Regions from separate parts of the Homo sapiens genome. Here region 1 is linked to region 2. Evidence: chromatin loops called from intact Hi-C (ENCODE). Cell type or tissue: psoas muscle. All regions are shown on one strand. Each heading gives the region's core, and the rest is flanking DNA. Links, peaks and the distances in the headings are about the cores only.

What was found. A loop is a pair of places that touch in the nucleus more often than their neighbours do. Peaks named below come from ENCODE experiments on the same cell type or tissue, not always from the same donor. Only the 100,000 strongest peaks of a DNase experiment are listed, where the experiment ranks them.
Region 1: it touches region 2 in a loop (2.5-fold over the local background); 10 of 110 quality-filtered maps call a loop at or near these places.

What each region holds. Positions count from the first base shown.
Region 1 is chr17:44,541,378-44,550,041 of GRCh38, reverse strand. No RefSeq gene overlaps it. Among named protein-coding and RNA genes, the nearest start is that of FZD2, 12 kb to the left of the region's middle. RefSeq lists an enhancer at 1,432-1,979. In psoas muscle, for the core only: no CTCF peak of the experiment used is centred there; no DNase peak of the experiment used is centred there; H3K27me3 peaks cover 2,393 bases.
Region 2 is chr17:44,845,830-44,854,379 of GRCh38, reverse strand. It overlaps HIGD1B (HIG1 hypoxia inducible domain family member 1B), which reads right to left and starts at 6,497. Exons shown (of 3, transcript NM_016438.4): 1 at 6,128-6,497; 2 at 4,992-5,126; 3 at 3,904-4,048. The coding sequence starts at 6,227. The coding sequence ends at 3,984. EFTUD2 (elongation factor Tu GTP binding domain containing 2) reads left to right here. Exons shown (of 28, transcript NM_004247.4): 23 at 24-111; 24 at 745-863; 25 at 990-1,084; 26 at 1,818-1,971; 27 at 2,563-2,670; 28 at 3,011-4,432. The coding sequence ends at 3,106. In psoas muscle, for the core only: no CTCF peak of the experiment used is centred there; a DNase peak (open chromatin) is centred at 3,592; H3K4me3 peaks cover 1,198 bases; H3K27ac peaks cover 437 bases.

The DNA.
Region 1 (8,664 bases), core at 226-8,225, 300 kb after region 2:
GGAGATTGCCTAGGGCTCCCACTCCCCGCAAAATATCCTCCTGTCTCTGGCCTTTCACCTTCCCCCGTCACAGTTTAGGTAATCACACATGTCCAGGTCTCCTTGCACGTTTTCCTCTAGAGCCCTTGCTTTCCAGAGAAGCTGTCCCCTCTGTCCTTGAGGGCTAATCTAAGGGACAATGCCTGGTATGGTGACTCCCGAGGGAATTCCCCCTGCTCCAATGAGCCTGCCAGAGGACAGGTCCCCTCTTTGTTTCCTCAATTCTGGGTCAGTGTTCTTTCCTTTTCAAAGCACTGAGGTCCCTCCACCCTAAAGAGGGAAGGGCTATGTGTATCTGTTTAGGAGACAGAGATCAAGGAGGAGGACTTAATTTCAGATACTTTAGGAGCCTCAATGGTTTTATTCTCTAAGCAAAAATGTTCTGCTCTAAACGGGGTGGGTCCTAGATACTTTGTGGAAAACAGGTCTGAGCATTCAGAGAATCAGTCTCCTTGGCTCCCCTCTCCCCTGACCCACACAATATGCCTCTGCTTTAGGTGAATTCACCTTTCCTCCTCTCTCCCTGAACCTGTCCATCAAGACCTTGAATCCACCTTCAGGTGAGGTATCAAATTCCTTCTCCCTGCACTCCATCCTCCATTTAGATCTCAGGGAAATGACCCTTAGAAATGGGCCACAGACCGGGCACAGTAGTAATCCCAGCACTTTGGAAAGATGAGGCTGGTGAATCACTGGAGCCTAGGAGTTGGAGACCAGCCTAGGCAACATGACAAAACTGTCTCTACTAAAAATTTAAAAATCTTAAAAATAAAAATAGCCTGGTGTGGTGGTGCATGCCTATGGTCCCAGCTACTCAGGAGGCTGAAGTGGAAGGATCACCTGAGTGGAGGCTGCAGTGAGCTGTGATCCTGCCACTGCACTCTGGCCTGGGCAACGGGAGTGAGACACTATCTCAAAAAGAAAGAAAAAAAGAGAAGGAGAGAGAAATAAAAGTAAGAGAGACAGAGAGAGAGGAGAAAGAGAAAGAGGGAGAAAGAGAAAGGAAGGAAGGGAGGGAAGGAAGGAAGGAAGGAAGGAAGGAAGGAAGGAAGGAAGGAAGAAGGAAATAAAGAAATGGGCCACCAAATAATCAGGAGACCTAGGACTCCTGGAATTCCAATTCCTGACAACTTGTAGGTTCCTTCAGTGCACCCTGCCCCACCCCTGCCAAGTTCCAAGGCTGCCCCTGGCTTTGGGGCAGAGGAGGAAGGAGACTTAGCAGAGCATAGCTGTTACCCCTTTATCTCTCCAATGTCTTTCTTCAAGGTCTCTGGCAGGCAAAATGGGCCATAAAAGGATTAAACAGATGTAACAGATGATCTATTAATTAAGGGCCTTCATTGGCCCAAGCCTGGGCTGAGCAAGACCAAGGTGTGGGCTGCTCAGAGCCAAATGGGGAAACAGGATCTAGAAAGCCAGTGCTAGGTTTGGCTAGTGAGGTTCTTGGGTGACTCTGCCTTCTAGAACAGGAAATAAATGTCCCTAGGAATGAACGGTTTCGATATTTTGTCTTCCAGAACCTTCTAGAACCTAATGCCAAGGGGAGAGGAATAGGGAAGCCTGAATCATAGCTCTGTAGCTATGGAGGGGTCCTTGGGGTGATGGGTGTGGGGGTGCTCCCTTGGGAGGGAGGAAAAGGTAGGTTGGCTTCCCAGCTGGAGCTCCCCTCCTGCTCCAGCAGAGCCCCACTCTTCCACCCTGGCTGCCCCCCTCCCATCTTCTCACTCTGCTCTTTCTTTTCCCCCTTCCTCATTTTCTACTCCTCCTTCTCCCTCTTGCTTCTCCCAGAATGTCTCTCCTTTCTCTCTAGGCTGGGCCACCTCACCCCCTCCCCTTCCCCTTTCCTGTAACTGAAGCTGTTGTTGGGAGTTGGAGGAGCTGGGCTGGTTTGAAAGGAGGCCCTGCTGCTTTTCAGGGAGGAATTGAAACTGTGGAGCTGGGGGTGAGGGGAGGCAGCAGAGGGGGAGGGGGGTGACTTGAGAAATCAAAGCGGCTGCAACTCCATCTGGGAAACCAACTTTGATTTACTAGCAAGGACCTGGCTCTCCCACTACCCCCACCCTTGCCCACTCCCCCTCCTTCCCTGGACTTTGCTTTGTGGTGATAACTGGGGGAAGGGGGGACGGACCCCCTTCCAACATGGAAGCCTGCTCTTAACCTGGGAGGACCAGCCTAGAGGAAGAAGGCCTGGGGGACTCTGCTCAGTCAGGCTGCAGATGCGGCTGAAGGGGGCCCAGCATCTCAGGAACTGGGTAGGAGAATGGATACCCCTGGGAAGGAGGAAAGCCTATTGGCCAGGCAGCCTGGCCCAGGCAGACTCAGCCCTGCTCTGGCTTGGGGCGACCCCCTCCCTGAGATGTGGGGCTGGGATGGGGGCACAGAGGAAGAAGGCCAGGGCTTTTTCATTTATCTATGGCCTTCCCCTCAGAACTGGGGGGCTTAGGGTCCAAGGCTGCCTGGTAAGAGCCAAGAAAAGAAAATGACTGAGAAGGAAAAAGGAACATCTATTGTAATAGACTATTTTGTGTTGAAATTCAATGTGAGCTATGGAGGACATTGGGTTCTGGTAGGGACTTGAGGCCATTTTGGGTGGAAGTGCTACCTTTCTCCTCCCTTCCTCTCTTGTACCCTCTGTTTTACTTTTCTTCTCCTCTGTCCAATTCTTAAACCCCTCAAGGTTGAAGGGGCTCTCTAACCAAACCCCTGCAATAGAAATAGGATCCCGAAGGTCCTAAACCCCCGGGGCCAGGGTAGAAATTCAGAACAAAATGAGTCATAACTTCAGGAAATGCTTATTCATGTTGTCAGCTGACTCCATCCAGTCCTCCTTGGTGGGGTGGTGAGTTTAAATCCCTGGACTCCTGGGTTCTAGGCAGACCCCCCCCTTCTCCTGAGCCTCCATCACAGCAGCATTTTTCAGGGTTCAGCATCCAACTTTCAGGACTAGCTCTTAGGAGAGAAAGGGACTAATTCAGCACAAATCTAGCCTTTTCTGCTCACTGCTAACCTTTCACTGCTCAAATCTAACCTTTCACTGCTCACTGTAGTGTCTGGGACTGCCCCATCAGAGCTCCTGCCCAGGGATAAAGTTTCTGAAAGCTGAGTCCACATGCATCAGTCCACATGCTGAGTCCATTATGGCAGGAGGGGAAATGGGAACTGGGGTTTGCCTGTTAGGAATATAGATTCCTGGGCCCTGCCCACTTATCCAAATATACCATCCCCAAGTGATTCGTACGTTCACTCTAAAGCTATCTGCTTTCCAAACCTCCAGACCATTCAATTAGCTTTCAGAGCCCTAGTTACTTTTTTTTTTTTTTTCTCTTCCAGATGAGGTCTTGTTCGGTCACCCAGGCTGAAGTATAGTGGCACGATCACAGCTCGCTGCAGCCTCAAACTCCTGGGCTCAAGAGATCCTCCCACCATTCCCACCACCTTCCTATACTGCAGAGGTTGGAAGCCAAAAACCTCACCTCTCAGCCTCCCTTGCAGCTAGAGCTCTGGATGCAAAATACGCTTATTTGAGATTTGGAAGGTGGAAGGGAAATGAGGTCATGTTCTTGCTGCAGTGGCAATTTCTAGTGATCCCTAGGTGCAGTTACCTTGGCTTAATTACAATGGAAGCCTTTTTTTTTTTTTTTTTTTTTTTTGATAGAGTTTCACTCTGTCCCCCAGGCTGGAATACAATGGTGTGAACTTGGCTCACTGCAACTTCCCACTCGCGGGCTCAAGCGATTCTCAGGCCTCAGCTTCCTGAGTAGCTGGGATTACAGGTGTGCACCATCACACCCAGCTAATTTTTGTTTGTTTAGTAGAGACAGGGTTTTGCCACGTTGGCCAGGCTGGTCTCAAACTCCTGACCTCAAGTGATCTGCCTGCTTTGGCCTCCCAAAGTGCTGGGATTACAGGCATGAGCCACTGCAACCGGTCCCAATGGTAGCCTCTTGATCCCCCTACCTGCTAGTGGCAGAGGTAGCAGCTTCTACTGGAGGGTCATTTCTGTGGCTTCGTGACAAAGTCTACTCCTCCAGGCCATCCAAGTTTCACAAACACCTAGTTTCCTGCTTGTTTTAGTCTGCTTGGGCTCCATAACAAAATACTACAGATTGGATAGCTTAAATGACAGAAATTTATTTTCTCATAGTTCTGGAAGCTGAAAGTCTGAGATCGGGATGCCAGCATGGTTGGATTCTGGCGAAGGCTTCCTTCCTGGCTTGTAGATGGCCACCTTCTCAGTGTTCATGTGGCCTATCATTGGTGTGTGTAGGTGGGGAGAGAGAGGTTTCTCTCTGTTCCCCTTATAAGGCCACCAATCCTATCAGATTAGGGGTGGGGACCCTCCAACCTCGTTTAACATTAATTACCTCCTAAAACCCCTATCTCCAAATACAATCACATTGAGGGTTAGGGCTTTAACATATTAATTTTGTGGGGCCATAATTTAATTTCGTCTATATGTATTGCATCTTTTTTTTTTTTTTTGAGACGGAGTCTTACTCTGTCACCCAGGCTGGAATGTGCAGTGATGCGATCTCGGCTCACTGCAGCCTCGACCTCCCAGGATCAAGCAATCCTCCCATCTTGGCCTCCTGAGTAGCTAGGAGCACAGACACATGCCTGGCTAATTTTTTCTATTTTGGGTAGAGATGGGGTTTCACCATGTTGCCCAGGCTGGTCTGGAACTCCTGAGCTCAAGCAATCTGCCTGCCTCGGCCTCCCAGACTGTTGGGATTACAGGCATGAGTCACTGCACCTGGCCTGAATCTCTTTTTTTGATAAAATACCTAGAGCCATTCCACCACTGTAAATCCTTGAAGTCCCCTTCTCTGTGGTGCTTCCCTGATACCACCCCTGTCCTTTCCCTGAGTTGATGTTTATCTTATGGCATTTAGCATGTGGCATGTGTTACCTACATATGTCTAACTACAGCCTCCCCACAGCCCAACAAGATAATCTCTTGAGGGCAGAGGCTGTGTCTTAGTTTTTGTGCATACCTTAGTGCCTTGCATATCATAGGCACCCAAGAAAAAATTGTTAAATGAATCAATGCTCTCTGTAAATAGGGCAAGGTCTGAAGAACTCCCTGAGCTGGGTAATCTAGAGACACAAGCATCCTGCCCTGGACAGCGAGCCCAATTCCCTTTCCATACATTCTGCCCTGCCTCTGAAACCCACACTTAGGGAGGGGAGAAGCTCAGCTCTGAGGATGAAAAATGAGCAAGGTTTCTAGGACGCAGATTTCTAGTCTCCAGTTTTGACAAGTATCTAGTTTCTCAAAGCCACATTTAATTACAAATATGCCCTGTCTCTACAAAAAAAAAAAAATTAGCTGAGCATGGTAATGTACACCCATAATCCCAGCTACTGGGAAGGCTGAGGCAGGAGGACCTCTTGAGCCCAGGAGGTCGAAGCTGCAGCGAGCTGTGATTGCAGCACTGCACTCCAGCCTGGGTGCCAGAGCAAGATCCTGTCTCAAAACAAAACAAACAAAAACAAATCTATTCTGATCTCCAATCTGAGAAGGGGTGAAGTGACAAATAAATCTGACATCATCGTGAGAACCCATGAAGTGGACGTAGGACACCTGAATGCTCGTGTCCTGGTCTTGGTGCTTAATACTTTTCTGACCTTCAGTGAATCTTTTCTCTGAGTATCAGTTTCTCCATCTGAAGAATGGGCACAATAAGTCTGTCCTGTTCCCTGTGAAGTGAGGACTGAAAGAGAAACTGGATTTGTAGGGACAGTTGCTTTGGGAAAGGAAGCTCAGATGGTACATGCTGCTTTGTAACCCAGAAGCAGAATATTAGCCAGAGGTCAGCCTGGGAGCCTGGACACAGGCACCTAGGGCAGACCTAGTCACGAGGCAGCATGCTAGGCAGACCACTGTCCTGGACTTGGACTCAATGGATTCAGCTCTGCTTCCTCACTGCATTCCCTGAGATAGGTCACTCTCCCTTTCTGAAGCTCTGACTCTTCATCGATAAGATAGGGACACTAATCTTCTCTTGAAGGGTGGGGAAGATAAGATGAAGTGGTAAGTGACTTCACATAGTGGATGCTCAATATAAGCCTTTAGTGTTGGTTTTTCCTGCTCTCAGGCAGAGGCAGCTGGAGAAGGAAGTTTGCTGGGGAGTTGGGGCAGGTGTCAGACTTCTAAGACCCTGGGGGTTGGTTGCTTTCTCCCGTGACTGGATCACTGATTAATCCTTGAGGAATCTCGAGGCCTAAGGGTTGGTAGTCTAGAGGGACAAATATGTGAATACTGGTTAAAGAAAGAAAAAATCTACAAGGGACTTCAGTTTTGGGGATAGACTGATATAGCCTCTTTGAAGCTGGGGCTGACCCAGTCACTCTGCAAGCATCTGGTTGTGCATACCTTAGTGCCCCTCCTCCAAACTCTTCCAAACATCTCTAAGGGTCCCAAAAGGGTAGAAATGGACTCATTCAGAAGTGAAGAAAGAGATCAGGGCCGCAGCTCTCCATAGCTCCTGTCAGGCCCCTTGGGAGGAGCCTGAATGCTGGGGCAGCTTGTGGGGGGGACTCCAATGATGGAACCAGGAGAGGCAGTTCCTACCTTGTGGATGGGGGTCACTAGGAAGGGAAGAAAAACACTTCCCTCCTCTCCCCGGGAAGCTTTCCTTCCCTGCAGCTGGTGCCCCAAGGATCCCCGCCCCCCATCCCAGGCCCTTCCCTTAGAGAGAGCCTGCTGAGCCTGGAATGAGAAGAATCTGAACTACAAACAGACCTCCCAGAGGCACCCCCAACTCTTCTCTAACCACTTCTAGCCAGCAAAAGGCTGGCTTCCTGGAGTGGAGGCAGGACTGGGGTTTGGGCCTTGGAGAAGGGGCCTAGGTAGGGGCGGTGGGGGGATATTTTTTCCTGGAGAGAGAGGGGAGGGAAAGGTTGAGGTCAAGATAAGGACCAGGTCATACAAGAACCATTTTCCAGGCAGGGCACGGTGGCTCAGCACTTTGGGAGGCCAAGGTGAGCAGATCACTTGAGGCTAGGAGTTTGAGACCAGCCTGGCCAACATGGTGAAACCCCGTCTCTACTGAAAATACAAAATTAGCCAGGTGTGGTGACAGGTGCCTGTAGTTCCAGCTGTTTGGGAGGCTGAGGCACAAGAATCACTTGAACCCAGGAGGCAGAAGTTGCAGTGAGCCGAGATCATGCCACTGCACTCCAGCCTGGGCGACAGAGCGAGACTCCATCTAAAAAAAAAAAGAACCATTTTCCAAACCAAAAATCATCAGAACCAGCGAGAGTATACTTGCAGGGGCTATGAAATTGGGGGTGTGAAATTAAGCCTGCCCCAGAATGATCCAAGCTATGAGGTCTGTGCCCCAAGAGTGACAAGCAATTGCCCAAATCCAAATACAACCTAGGAAGACAGAAAGAAACTGTTGGCGCCCCTGCCCCCACCCCCACCCCCTTGGCCTCTCTCTCTTCCTGTCTGAAACATTCAGTTGAGGTGGCCTCCAGGGCACACGCTCTCCCAGCCCTGTCTGGGCTGCATAACTGAGTCTAAGAAACCTGTGAATGGGCTTTGGGGAGTTGAGGGCAGGGGTTGGAAGCAGAGGGAAGATGGAGACACCAGCCAAAAGGACAGATGGCACAGAGCCAGAGGAGCCCCTCATGCCTGCCACACTTCCCCAGACCCTGGCCTTCTGCCCACTGTCCCCCTAGCATCCCTCCTCTCACCTGGACCCAGTCTGGGGCTTTGATGTGAGTCAGCCAGGGCTGTCAGTGCCCAGGGATGCCAGGCAGTGTACCAGTGGGGGAACCCTGGGGAGGGGACCAGGGAGGAGAGGCTGCTGGAGCTGGAAGCCGCCTTAGGCACGATGACCTCTTTGCAGGGGCCTCTCTCTCCAGCTTGTATAACACAGCTCCTGCCAAGGGTGGTATAGAAAGGCACAGAGCCCACAGCGGGCTGGGGAAGGCGGCTGAAAAGGCAGCTTAAGGGCTTCCTGCTGGGTGAGATGGATTAGGGGCCTGTGAGGAGGGAGCCGGGCAGTGAGAAAGGCACCGGCCCAGCGCCAGAGCCCCTTGGCCAAGACCCTCTGGGAGCAGGAGGCCCTAGGTGTCTGGCAGGAGGCAGTCAGATCAGCATCCTCCACTTGGCCGAGGGGCTGGGAGGATGGGGATCCAGCCGGAGCGACACACAGGGATGGGGAGCTAGACCCCGGGGCCCCCAAAATAGAGGGGGGAAGGAACGGAGGAGACATTTCTCGATGAAGAAGTGGACTTCTAGCAGGAAAAGGGAGGAGGGAAAGAACTGACTTGCCCAGCGATTCTATCCGTGTCATCCCGCTGCCTCTCAGAGTGAAGGTGTCATCCCAGAGGTTTTCTGCTGGGAGGGGAGGGGACAACCCTTCCTATCCTCCAGCCAGCCCTCTGCTTCTCAAGGACCCCAGTGTGGAGCTGAGAGAAGGGGACCCACATGGTCCTAAAGTTTCCACACAAGCACTGATTTAGGAGAAGAGTGCAGGTGGCCACTAAGACAAGCTGTGCTATTGAGAAACCCTGGGTGATACCTTGGACGGTGACAGTCTCCGGCTGGTTTTGCTCTGGCCTTGGGCTCCATTTGTCTAGTCTGTGAGATGGGATCCCTGAGGCCACACCATG
Region 2 (8,550 bases), core at 1-8,000:
GGAGGCCTCATGTTTCTCTATAGGTGGACAAGGCTCTTCTTGGTTCAGTGAAGGACAGCATCGTTCAAGGTTTCCAGTGGGGAACCAGGGAGGGCCCCCTCTGTGATGAATGTAAGTCCACCAGCACTCCCCCACCCCAGTCCTCGAGGGTCCTTGCAGCCAGGCATATGAGTGGGATGGGCTCACCATCTTTAGGATTCGGCAGGAGAAGCAGCTTGGGGTACACAGGACCATCCCAAGTCCTGGGCCAGCTTCTTCCCTTTTCCTTCCTTATCCTGGTGGTGTAGCCTGGAAATGGAAATTTAAGTCATTTCTAAACTGTCATTTGCTCCTCATTTCTGAGAAGGGTTTGGCGTTGGACGTATTTGAGAAGAGATATCAAGAGGATGATGAGATTGGAATGGTTTATAGACCCTGATTGGGCTTCATGGACCAAATGTACAATTCTGGAATTTATTCTACATCCACAAAAATGTAAATATGTGCAGAAGAAGGAAATAAACTTCTAGGAAAGCTCTAAGTCTGAGCATGGCCTGAAGCAAACACTAAGAACATATGCTTAACTTCTGACCTCTGCCATGGGCCTTGCTTATTCAGTTAGAACGCCCACCTCCCATTTGATTTCTGTACCATGTCTTTCATGACTGCAAGACAGCTGCAGTGTTGCAGGAGACTGCTACTCTGCCATGGCCCCATGACAGGCCCAGAACCTCTCCCCAGTCACTCCCTCCACCTCCTTTACAGTGATTCGGAATGTCAAGTTTAAGATCCTGGATGCGGTGGTTGCCCAGGAGCCCCTGCACCGGGGCGGGGGCCAGATCATCCCCACAGCCAGGAGAGTCGTCTACTCTGCCTTCCTCATGGTAAGAGAATGGGGCGGTAGGGGACCATCTGCTTCACTGGACAGGGGACTAAGTGAAGGAGCAAGTGGGACTATAGGCCCCCAGCCTTCCCCAAGCTGAGGGGCCTTTCTTCTTGCTCTGCTGCAGGCTACTCCTCGTCTGATGGAGCCTTACTACTTTGTAGAGGTCCAGGCCCCTGCAGATTGCGTCTCTGCAGTTTATACCGTCCTGGCCAGGCGCAGGTGAGCGGCCCCAGGCGTATTAGGGAGAGTGCTGAGAGCAAGAGCAGAACAAGAGTCACCTCGGCTCCTACAGGGAAGAGAGGTTGGCCTTCTCTACCCTCCTCTCTCTGGAAACCCCGAGAGCTGATTTTCCAGAAAGAAGTAGGAGCGGAGGGAGGCAAGCCCCCGCTTTTCTGCAGATTAAAATTTGACATTTCTCCATCCTGGCTAACACAGTGAAACCCCGTCTCTACTAAAAATACAAAAAATTAGCTGGGCGTGGTGGCGGGTGCCTGTAGTCCCAGCTACTTGGGAGGCTGAGTCAGGAGAATGGCGTGAACCCAGGAGGCGGAGCTTGCAGTGAGCCGAGATGGCGCCACTGCATTCCAGCCTGGGCGACAGAGCAAGGCTCTGTCTCAAAAAAAAAAAATTGACATTTCTTTTGGGATCCCCTCCTCACAGAGCTGTTGGAGGCAGTGCTGAGGCAAGTCAGTGATGGGAATGTCTTTGGGCCCTTGTCCCTTCACCATCCCACTCCTGTCCTCTGCCCAGAGGTTGCTGCCACTTTGACTTCCACAGGGAATTATACTGAGAGCCCTGAGCCTTTTCTGCTTTTTGTAGAACATTCTTGGTTACTCTTTCTTTGATGGTAACTCTGGGCTGGAATGCATTTGGGGGACAGCAAATGCTGGATTGCTTCTTGGCTTTTGGCCTATGTTTGACTAGAGGCTCAGCCTTTGTTTTTCTGTCTCAGGGGGCACGTGACTCAGGATGCACCCATCCCAGGCTCCCCTCTGTACACCATCAAAGCTTTTATCCCGGCCATCGACTCTTTTGGCTTTGAGACTGATCTCCGGACTCACACCCAGGGACAAGCCTTTTCTCTGTCTGTCTTCCACCACTGGCAGGTGAGAAAGCAATGCAGGCTGGCGGACTTGGCTTCCCACCTCTGCAAGCCTCATCCCCTTCTGTCCTGATCCCTCTCCAAGCCCTAAGTGAGGTGTACAGCATCCTGGAGAAGAGTCCTCCTCTGGGGAGCATATATTCAGGGCAACTTGAATCTGTGTCTCTCAGTTTAAAAAAAAAAAAAGAAATAATAGGGCCGGCTATGGTGGTTCACACCTGTAATCCCAGCACTTTGGGAGGCTGAGGCGGGCAGGTCACCTGAGGTCAGGAGTTCGAGACCAGCTTGACCAACATGCAGAAACCCCATCTGTACTAAAAATATAAAATTAGCTAGGCGTGGTGGTGCATGCCTGTAATCCCAGCTACTTGGGAGGCTGAGGTAGGAGAATCGCTTGAACCCGGGAGGCGGAGGTTGCATTGAGCCGAGATCATGCCATTGTACTCCAGCCTGGGAGACAAGAGCGAAACTCCATCTCAAAAAAATAATAATAAGTAATAAATTTAGGAATAAAATAAATAAGAAGAGTCCTGCTTCTGGGCCTGAATCTTCTGGGAATTCTGCCTGGGCCATCTGAAATTCCTTTGCCTTTTAGATTGTGCCTGGTGATCCCCTGGACAAGAGCATTGTCATCCGCCCCTTGGAGCCACAGCCAGCTCCTCACCTGGCCCGGGAATTCATGATCAAAACCCGCCGTAGGAAGGTATGTCTCCCTTGGGCCTGTTGCCATCCCTCAACCCCCCAGGACTCTCAGAAGCAGGATCTCTCTCTCTTTCTTTTGGCCCCTTTTCCTAAGGGACACTTTTCCAATGTAGAGATATGATCTGTATACTCCTTAGGCAACCAAACCTGGGCCCCAGTCTCGTTGGGAAAGGAGAGCCTTATCCTCCCATGTGATAGTACCCTAAAGGCAGGGCTCCTGAAACACCACCACCTACATTCCAGCCACCACTAGCCTCCCCACTGAACACAGGTCTTGGATAGTCTCCTTGCTTAGTCTGCGACCACCTCGGGCTTTCTTATATTTGCCCCATTCCCTGCAGGGCCTCAGTGAAGATGTGAGCATCAGCAAATTCTTCGATGATCCTATGTTGCTGGAACTTGCCAAACAGGATGTTGTGCTCAATTACCCCATGTGAGTGCGTGGACTCCTGGGAGCTCCTGCTCCCTACAGTGGGCTGCAACTCCTGTACTTGAAGCTGAGACCTCATATGACGTGGCCTTCGTGTTGTCAGAGAGTGTCTGGAAGCTGCTGTTGCCATCTTGAACAACTCACCAACCTCCAACCCAGAGCCCCAGTGAGAGAGGAGCATTTGGCCTCCTGCTTCCTTCTGTGGCCTCTGCCGGGCTCCATTCCCAAGGAAAAGAGAGGAGCTTGGGCTCACAGAAAGAGAAGGGGATGAAACCCCAAGGGGCCCTATCTTTGGGATTTACATGGAATTTTATTTTCTACAAGTTTGACCTTAGCCATGGTTTGCAAGTGAACAGAACATTCTGACCTCTGTCTTGCTCTGCTCCTTTCATCCTCGTCTCCCCTGCCCCGTCTGGTGCTTACATTCTGAATATATGTCATCTCCCAAGAGGCTTCACTGCCTCTGCTTCCAGCTGCAGCCTCCTTCCTGCCTGGGTCCCCAGGGAAGCCGCCTGCCTTTTAATTCAGTGTTCCCATGAGCGCCAAGGCCCCATTATTGCCCCCTTGCTCCCACTCCATGCTGCTTCTGGGTGGAACCTAAGATGGCTTGGGAGTTGTTGGGTTCCTGCGATCAGAAGTCTACCCCACCACCTCCTCAGGAAACTGCTGCCTCCCCTAAGAATCTTCCTTGCCCTGGAGTAGGGGGCCAGAGCACTTTGATTTCCAGCCATTTACTCCAAGTCCTCTCCCCAGCTACCACCAGTCCCTTACTCTGTTCTCCCCCAGTGAAAAAGAGTCTGTTGATTTTCCTCAAAACTGCTTTATTAGGAATGTACCAGGGATTGAGTTAGGGGAGTTGGACAGCCCCGGCTCCTATAGGAGTCCTACTTCTCTCCAGCATCCTGTGCCATCCTCTTGACGTAATCGCTGTACATTGTGTACACAGCACCTGTGTGAGAGAAAAGAAATAATGCCCCTTGGCATCAAACCCTTCACCCGTCCTCTGGCTCTCAGGCGTCCTAGGGGTTCACCTCTAGCTGCTCCCTTGAGAGTCCAGCTTCCCGCTCATCTTTCTGCCCCAGGTCCCAACAGCTGCTTCAAGCATCTGACCACACAACCTGGGGAAACCACTTATCTGACAGTTCACGAAACACTTTCACATGTATTGTGTATCTGAGAAACCTCACAGCAGCCTGCAAGGTAGGCAGGCCAGGGGTGGTTATTGTCATGTTACACATCAGGAAACTGAGGCTCAGTGAGAAAGATTTGTCCACTGTCACACAGTTAGCAAGTGGCTGTCTGCTTTTTAATCTCAAGAGGAAGAGAAATTCAACATCTGTTCTGTTGCATGATTTTTCTCACCCCTAGGGCAAACTGTCATGAGACACTGTCCCCACAGGCCTGGGACAGGAGCCTAAACAGGGAAGATGGCTCAGTATAGGGGCTTCACCAAGCATGTGATGTGGAGCCCAGAACAGGAGAACTTAATTCACAGTCCTTTTTTTTTTTTTTTTTTTTTTTTGAGACAGAGTCTCACTCTGTCACCCGGGCTGGAGTGCAGTGGCGGATCTCAGCCCACTGTAGCCTCCGCCTCCCAGGTTCAAGCAATTCTCCTGCCGAAGCCTCCAGAGTAGCTGGGACTAAAGGCACCTGCCGCCACGCCCAGCTAATTTTTGTATTTTTAGTAGATATGGGGTTTCACCATGTTGGCCAGGATGGTCTCTCTCTCCAGACCTCATGATCTGCCCGCCTTGGCCTCCCAAAGTGTTGAGATTACAGGCGTGAACCACCGCGCCCAGCCAAGCACAGTCCTTTTAATTGTTGGGACTTAAAGACCTACAAACTGCATAATCGGTTTTGCCCTCATTCTGCGACCCCACAAAGCTACTCACCTAGCATGATTGCACCCACTGCACAGGCCTGCGCTGCCACTCGGGTGTGAATCAGGTGTATGGACATCTTGGTGGAACCACGAGACCTCAGCCGGTAAATCCTGTATGCTGCTACCACCAAGCAGCCTCCTAAGCCTGTGGGCAGAGAACACAGCCCCTGGGCCACAGCCACAATGCACAGCACTCCCCTGATGAGAGATACCTTACCAGGCAGGCTGGGCATCTGGATAAACAGCTGGTTTTATGCAGCATCTGGTGGCGGGGGGTGGGCGTTGCGGGGGACCTAGGGGGATCATTAGAATATTGAGTTGTTGCCGGGGCATGGTGGCTCACGCCTGTAATCCCAGCACTTTTGGGAGACTGAGGCAGGTGGATCACCTGAAGTTGGGAGTTTGAGACCAGCCTGACCAAAATGGAGAAACCCAGTCTCTACTAAAAGTACAAAATTAGCCGGGCGTGGTGGTGCATGCCTATAATCCCAACTACTCAGGAGGCTGATGCAGGAGAACCACTTGAACCCAGGAGGCAGGGGTTGTGGTGAACCGAGACTGTGCCATTGCACTCCAGCCTGGGCAACGAGTGAAACTCCATCTCAAAAATATATATATATATATTGAGTTGTTGCCCTTCAATGGCATTTTCAAAGTGGCTGCCTCCCTCCCGTGACACCCCTCCCCCATATACAAATAGCTGATCACCACCAGTGATGCCCCTCCCCCAGATACAAATAGCTGATCACCACGACACAGCCCCTCCCCACCAATTTGCTCCGCCCTGGGCCCTTGAGCCACACTGCTGGCTCCCACCTCCTGGTACAGCTGTTTTCCTACTCTACCAGGGCCATAAGGAAGGAAGCCCTGGGGGACCCCAAGGTGTTCTTCTGACCCTTCCCACTTTGGTGTTGGTGCTCCAGGTTCCTCATATCCCATGTACTCAGTTGGCTGCCACCTCCACCCATCCAGACGTCCTGATTTCATTGTAAGGGTTTGCCCCTTGGCACCTTTGCTGTTGTTTCCCTTGTTCCGTGAGTAGGACCACTTGAGTTTTCTGACCTCTGCTTCATTCTCTTTGGAGGGTACCAGGAGACATGACAGAGAAGGCCTCCTACTCGGCACCCCATTCCTTTCTTCACTTACCTATAGGCACCAGTGGAGATTCCCGAGTCTTCCTCAGGAGCTTCTCAGACACACAGTCTTCGTCGTCAGGTGGTACCCACCAGCGTCTGTTAGCAGACATAATCCTGGACCTGGATGTAAGCAGCTGAGACTCCTATGCTGCAGCCCCGTCCTAGAGAGAGGCACTCCACAATCAGAACTCTGATTCCTCAGTCTGGAGAGGAAAGGAAGGTTACCTGCTAAGACCCTCTCTCACCATGCCCCAACACAGCCTCTACTTGAAAAGATGTCCCTCCCAGGTATCCCATCTCAGGTGGCTGGGCCATTAGTGCCATTTCTCCGTCTCCATTTCCTACCATCTGCCTCTTCCCCAGCTCATTCTGTCTTCACTGCTTTCTCAGCTTCCCCTTCCCCCATCTGCATCCCTATGGGTGTGATCCTTGGGCCAAGAAAAACAGCTGGAAAAGTCCACAGATGGTGGTGGGAGAAACAGTCCTTGAGTGCTGGGGCCCCCGCTGGCCTTTGGTCTGTGATGGTTTCTCCTGTGGGAGCTACAGAGCAGGATCTGGCCCCAGGGAGCCAGAAATGTCCTAGACCAGATAGTGTAACAGCATTAGTTACCAAATTGCCAGAGATTATAATGATTGGACATTGATTTGCATGTAATTTAGCATATATTTTGCACATGAGTACTAAGGAACACATTCTGGTTCCTGAGCTGCTCCTGTTTTTCCAGGTCCATCTCTTTCCAGGCAGGTTCTTCACAATTACCAACTGGCTACCTTCATCCCTGGGCTGGAAACAAGGGTTCTGCCAATGGGATGCCTTCTTTTTGAGACGGAGTCTCGCTCTGTCGCCCAGGCCGGACTGCGGACTGCAGTGGCGCAATCTCGGCTCACTGCAAGCTCCGCTTCCCGGGTTCACGCCATTCTCCTGCCTCAGCCTCCCGAGTAGCTGGGACTACAGGCGCCCGCCACCGCGCCCGGCTAATTTTTTGTATTTTTAGTAGAGACGGGGTTTCACCTTGTTAGCCAGGATGGTCTCGATCTCCTGACCTCATGATCCACCTGCCTCGGCCTCCCAAAGTGCTGGGATTACAGGCGTGAGCCACCGCGCCCGGCCCTTTTTTGTTTTTTTGAGACGGAGTTTCGCTCTGTAGCCCAGGCTGGAGTGCAGTGGTGCCATCTCGGCTCACTGCAACCTCCGCCTCCCAGGTCCTGGTTGAAGCAATTCTGCCTCAGCCTCCCAAGTAGCTGGGATTACAGGTGTGTACCATGCCCAGCTAATTTTTTGTATTTTTTTAGTAGAGACGGGGTCTTACCCTGATAGCCAGGCTGGTCTTGAACTCCTGACCTCTTGATCCGCCCACCTCGGCTTCCCAAAGTGCAGGGATTACAGGTATGAGCCACCGTGCCCTGTCCAATGGGATACCTTCTAAGCCTAACCATACGGCAAACTCTCTTTTCTTTTTCTTCTTTTTTTTTTTTTTTAGGCAGGGTCTCACTTTGTCACTCAGGCTGGAGTGCAGTGTCAATCCCTGCAAGCTTGACCCTCCAGACTCAAGCAGTCCTTCCACCTCAGCCTCTCAAGTAGCTGGGACTACAGGTGCATGCTACCACGCTCAGCTAATTTTTGTATTTTTTGTAGAGACAGTTTTGCCATGTCGCCCAGCCAATCTTGAACTCCTGGTCTCAGGCGATCTGCCCACCTCAGCCTCCCAAAGTTCTGGGATTACAGGCATGAACCACTGTGCCTGCCCTTGAGTCAGCTTCTATCCTAGTTAGCCCTCCTCTCCTGGAGGAGCAAGGACTGGTGGCCCCCCAGGTCGTTGGCATGCTGGTGCTTACCCTAAGAGATGGCTAGAACGAGGAGAACGGGCGGCCAGGCCAGGGCTCAGCGTCTGCTGTTTTGAACCGACCAAAAGCTGAGATGGAGCTGCCACTATGGGGTCAGGGAAGCAGTGACTTGGGCTTTATGAAAACTTTGAAGTCAGGGATGGAGAGGGGAGGGGAAAGGACAGGGGATCGGTCTTAACCCCCAGTCTGCTGAGTCCCAAGCCAAAGCTCCAGGCACTGGAAAGTAAGGAAAGACCAAATGGAGGGGAGCCCCTAACTAGATTCAGTCTTTTAATTCCCATGGAATTAAGTGGCTGGATCAGAGACAGGCTTGATGAGGAGAACGGAGATGGAGATACAGGAACAAGGATGAGTAGAAAGCCTGGGTCCCCCAAGTTACACTCCCTCGGATACTCTTATGAACAATGTGGGATGTAAATAAAATACCCTAGTTGTGAGAGACAGACTCTCTAGGCTGTCTTTTGGTTTGGGATTTTTTTTTTTTTCCGAGATGGAGTCTTGCTCTGTCACCTAGGCTGGAGTGCAGTGGCACGATCTCGGCTCACTGTAACCTCCGCTCCCAGGTTCAAGTGATTCTCCTGCCTCAGC